Regions from separate parts of the Homo sapiens genome. Here region 2 is linked to region 1. Evidence: read pairs that join two places in POLR2A ChIA-PET (ENCODE). Cell type or tissue: MCF 10A. All regions are shown on one strand.

The links. Peaks named below come from ENCODE experiments on the same cell type or tissue, not always from the same donor. Only the 100,000 strongest peaks of a DNase experiment are listed, where the experiment ranks them.
Region 2: POLR2A ChIA-PET joins it to region 1 with 5 read pairs; 2 of 35 experiments call an interaction of 5 or more read pairs at or near these places.

What each region holds. Positions count from the first base shown.
Region 1 is chr10:43,169,812-43,172,311 of GRCh38, forward strand. The region is part of intron 6 of CSGALNACT2 (chondroitin sulfate N-acetylgalactosaminyltransferase 2); the gene reads left to right. Among named protein-coding and RNA genes, the nearest start is that of CSGALNACT2, 33 kb to the left of the region's middle. In MCF 10A, no CTCF peak of the experiment used is centred here; no DNase peak of the experiment used is centred here.
Region 2 is chr10:43,435,764-43,438,263 of GRCh38, forward strand. ZNF487 (zinc finger protein 487) reads left to right here and starts at 1,348. Exons shown (of 4, transcript NM_001355444.3): 1 at 1,348-1,499. RefSeq lists an enhancer at 803-872 and a silencer at 973-1,632. In MCF 10A, no CTCF peak of the experiment used is centred here; DNase peaks (open chromatin) are centred at 1,038 and 1,308.

The DNA.
Region 1 (2,500 bases):
GTGACAATCAGATTGGCATTCGTCTTCTTTTTGAAAACACTGGTGTTAGAAAACAATAAAGCAATACTATGAAAATTCTGAAGAAAAGTAACTTTGATTCTAGAATTCATATTCAACCTACTATTTTAGGACAAAATAGACATTTTTGAGCTTTCAAGGACTCAGAATTTATTTCTCAACAGACCTTTGTAATCGAGTCCAGCAAAATGATAAATGTATACATTGAGAGAGGAGGACCTGAGAGTAAATAGTGGTGAACAACCAAAAAAATTAAGTCTAAACATTTGTTGATGTAATAGTGTAAATAGTTATGTTGACATAATAAAAAGGCAATTAATACCAATTTGGGATTAAGATGTCAGCGGGTTATGTACATGGTATACTTATGTGTATTACCTAGCTGTCAGCTGAGAGGGCCTAGAACCAGTGACACCCTAACAGTAACAAGTACACTCAGCTTCCAAATCTTAGTTTCTAATACTATTCTCCAATCAAACGAGCCAGAGGTCCACGGAGAAATGGTTGATTCCAGGGCAGGGGCAAAAAATATACAAGAAGACCCTGGAGCATCTTACAGTGCCAGAAAGTAAGAAAGCACTCAATAAAAAGATAGGGGGAATATGTCGAAGGGGCACAGGAGCCAACAGAAAGAGCTCCCAGTGCCCAAGCTGGAACAACCTGAGCAATGAAATAAATAACTTAAACCTGGATTATAACCCAAAGCATCAAGTAAATAGCCATGAGTCTATACTGATACAAATGAGTGAGTGAATGAGCAGATAAATATTGAGTGACTAGACTAGATAGGAAAGAAAAGTTAAGTCTTCCTTACAGAATTCCAAATAACTTATGTAGATACTCCCTCTTCCAGTAGGTGGAACTAGGGGACTCACTTTCAAAGAACATAGTATGGAAAGAAAAAACAAACTTTTCACGGGAGAAACCCAGCAGACACCTTAACCAAGGGATACCATGTACCCATGACATGACATAATGAGAAGGACACTTTAGCTCACAGTCCTCTTCCAAAAACGTAGATAACTTCCCCAGGAAAGTCACAGGGAAAGCTGCAGCAAGCCCACATTGAGGAGCATTGTACAAAATACCTGACCATTCTTCCTCAAAACTGTCAGGGTCACCAAAAACAAGACTGAGAAACCATCATAGCCAAGAGGAGACTAAGGAGACATGACAACCAAATGCAATGTGGTGCCCTGGACTAGGTCCTAGAATAGAAAAAAAAGACAGTAAAGGGAAAGCTGGTGAAATCCAAATGAAATCTGGAGTTGAGTTAAATAGTAATATAGCAATGATGGTTCCTTAGTTTTGACAAATGTACCACAACAATGTAAGATGATAACATTAGGGGAAGCTAAAACTGGATGAGGGGTATACAGGAACTCTCTTTACTGTTTTGCAACTTCTTTGTAAATCTAAAATTATTCCAAAATAAAAGGTTGTATATTAAAATTAATTAAAACAAAAAGAGGCAAATAAAGTCAACATAGAAGCGTGAAGGGAATGTAAAAGCATGCTAATACTCTTTTTTTTTTTTTTTGAGATGGAGTTTCGCTCTTGTTGCCCAGCCTGGAGTGCAGTGGCATGATCTTGGCTCACTGGAAACTCCACCTTCCCGTTTCAAGCGATTCTCCTGCCTCAGCCTCCCAAGTAGCTGGGATTACAGGCACACACCACCACGCCCAGCTAATTTTTGTATTTTTAGTAGAGATGGGGTTTCACCATGTTGGCCAGACTGGTCTCGAACTCCTGACCTTGTGATCTGCTGGCCTCAGCCTCCCAAAGTGTTGGGATTATAGGCATGAGCCACCGCACCCGGCCAAAGCATGCTAATATTCTTGCCTGGTTTGGAGGGTTGTAGGGGAAGAATGATTTGAATGCTGATTCATTCTAGGTGTTGCATAGCAACTTAAGTTTAAGCACTTCAAGTTCTAGTTTCACCACTTGTAACCTTTGCAAGTTGCTTAACTTTTCTAAGCTTCAGTCTCCTCACTTAAAAGACAAAAACTTGTTTTCCTTGATGTTTAAAGCTATATTAGAAGTAAATAAGAAGGAAAAAAATGGGTAAGACAGTTGATAATTCACATATTTAAATAGTCAGCCTTACTAGGAATAATTTAGAACAGCAGTATAATGCTTTGTTTCTGCTGTTAGGTCACTGCTTTTAAAAAGCAAAGCCATGTGAGCAAGACTGGGGGATGGGAGCTCCTCCGTCGCTTCTGTTGGGGATTCAGGCCAGTTCTCTGAGTCGAGTTCTAAACAGATTCATCCCTCTGATCCAGTAATTTCCACCCCCAACAGTCTTTCCTGGGGAAGTAATCGAGCTACATGATGGTAATATGCATAAATTGATAACATTAAAAGCAAGCAAAACTCTAATAATAAAAGGATAAATTGAATTATGGTACATTCTCTGGTGAATATTGCATATCAAGGAAAATGTGAAAAATGTAAATACAGCCGTGTAAATGAAGAGGAAAAT
Region 2 (2,500 bases), 270 kb after region 1:
AGGCCGAGACGGGCGGATCACGAGGTCAGGAGATCAAGACCAACCTGGCTAACACGGTGAAACCCCGTCTCTACTAAAAATACAAAAAATTAGCCGGGCGTGGTGGCGGGCGCCTGTAGTCCCAGCTACTCGGGAGGCTGAGGCAAGACAATGGCGTGACCCTGGGAGGCGGAGCTTGCAGTGAGCTGAGATCGCGCCACTGCACTCCACCCTGGGTGACAGAGCGAGACTCCGTCTCAAAAAAAAAAAAAAAAAAAAAAAAAAAGAGTTCGACACCAGCCTGGCCAAAATGGTGAAACCCCATCTCTACTAAAAACAAAAAAAATTAACCGGGCGTGGTGGCGGACGACTGTAATCCCAGCTACTCGGGAGCCTGAGGTAGGAGAATCACTTGAACTCGGGAGGCGGAGGTTGCAGTGAGCCAAGATCGCGCCACTGCACTCCAGCCTGGGCAACAAGAGCGAAACTTCGTCTCCAAAAAAAAAAAAAAAAAAAAGGACAACTTTTGATCCCTGAGGCTGCTAATTCCAACTGTGTGCATGTGCTTAACAAATACCTCCGCACCCAGGCCTGGGAAGTTGGCTGATTTGTGTACAGCAAATACGGCAGGCCTGATGTAGCAGAACTCTGACGAAAACGAACTGGACGCGTATTTCTCCTGCAGCGAAGGTCACGCTGCTGACAGCCTCTGCTTTGCACTTTGTCCCTGGGAAGGAGGCCTGTGGCCAGTCCTACCTCCTGGAAAGCCGGGGTGCGTCAGAGGACCTGATGCGGAGCGGGGACCCCATCCTCTCCGTGTCTCCCCAAGAGCCGGCGGCAGAGGCTGCCTGCGCTCCTTAAGCTAGGTCAGTTCTCTGGCCCGCAGTTCTCGTTCTCCTAACATCCTCCGCAGAAAACGACCTTCATTTTTTCCTCTTGCGCCAGTCTTGAAGCGGGGCGTCCTTTGGGCTCACGTTGCGGCGCCCAGCGGCCTCAAGCGTCAGCTGCCTCCAGGGCCTCAGGAGCAGTGGCTAGGGCCTGCCCTCCAGCGCCCGGGGTCCTCGGCCCAGCCCTGCTCCGAGCGCGTCACAATGGCGTCGCGGCCCCGCCCCCGGACGCCCAGCCGCGGTCCCAGCGACCTTCGCTTTCGTGGGGAAGCCGGACTGCGCCGTGTCTTCCTGAAGAAGGCTGGGGTAAGAGTCCGGCCAGCGGACAAGAGGGCAGCTGGTAGCAGGGTGGGATGCCCGTGGCATAGGGCCGAGCCCCCGCTAGGCACGCGGGAGCAGCAAGGCTTCCGGAAGCGCAGGGAGCGCTGGACTGGCGGGCGCCCGGGATTCGCGCAGGCCCCGCCCCTCGGCGGCCCCGCCCAGGGAGCGCTGCGGCAGTTTCCATGGTGAGATGGTCAACAAGCCTGTAAGTTCCTCAGCTACGACTACCAGGTACCTCGGGTTCCTCCCTCCTCCGAGAGACCGCCGAGGTGCGGGCTGTGAGAGGGGGAGCGTGGAGCCTCCGAGGCCGAGGTGAGGGGCGGCCGGCGGGCAGGGGCCGGGTCTGAGGTCGAGGGCCGCACACCCAGGATCGAGCGGGGACTGGGCCCGCTGGGGGTGGGGACCGTGGGGCTGGGATTTGGGATCAGGGCGAGTCGTGGCAGAGAGAACCCGGAGGATCTTTGACCCCAGTGCGGGAGCGGCCAGCCCACCCTAGAGAAGCGAGACAAGGGCAACCAGAAGGAACCGAGTCTGAGGAAGCGCTTCCTCTGGGCAGGGATATTGGGAGAGTCCTGGACGAGTGACCCTGGACCTAGGAGGCATGAGAGGTCTACACACACTTGCAAGGATACCTTCATGATTGTTGAGTTGTGGTGAGAAAAGAGGCTCTTTTTAGTTTATTTTTTAAGGCAGTACATTCACATCCTTAAGAGTCAGAAACTTGCACAAGGCCTTATTACTCAAAACTCCCTTTTCCCAGTTCCTTCTGAGGAAATAGTTGCAAATCTTTGAACTTTTTTCCTCCGGAAATTTTCTTTTTTTCTCTTACATCGGCAGCTCTTCACTGTGTTCTTCCTTCATTAGCTTTACTAAGTTTGTATTCTTTGGTTGGAAATATTTATTTATTTATTTATTTATAAATAGAAACAGGGGTATCACTATGTTGCTCAGGCTGGTCTTGAACTCCTGGGCTCAAGTGATTCTCCTGCTTTAGCTTTCCAAAGTGCGGGGATTACAGGCTGAACCACCGCCTGCCACCGAAATATTTCTTCATTGAGTTCCTTTGCCTCCTAGTGTTACTTTTCTGCTGTGTGTGTAATAGCCATTTGTTTTTTCTTTCTCCTTTCTGGTCATATCCTTAAATACATTTTGCACTAATTCCTTTTGAAACCTCATCATGGAGAGAACTTGAATTTAGCAGATTAGGGGTGAGTGCAGGCTTTTGTCTTAGGTTCCATATATATATATATTTTGAGGTGGAGTCTCCCTCTGTCGCCCAGGCTGGAGTGCAGTGGCGTGATTTTGGCTCACTG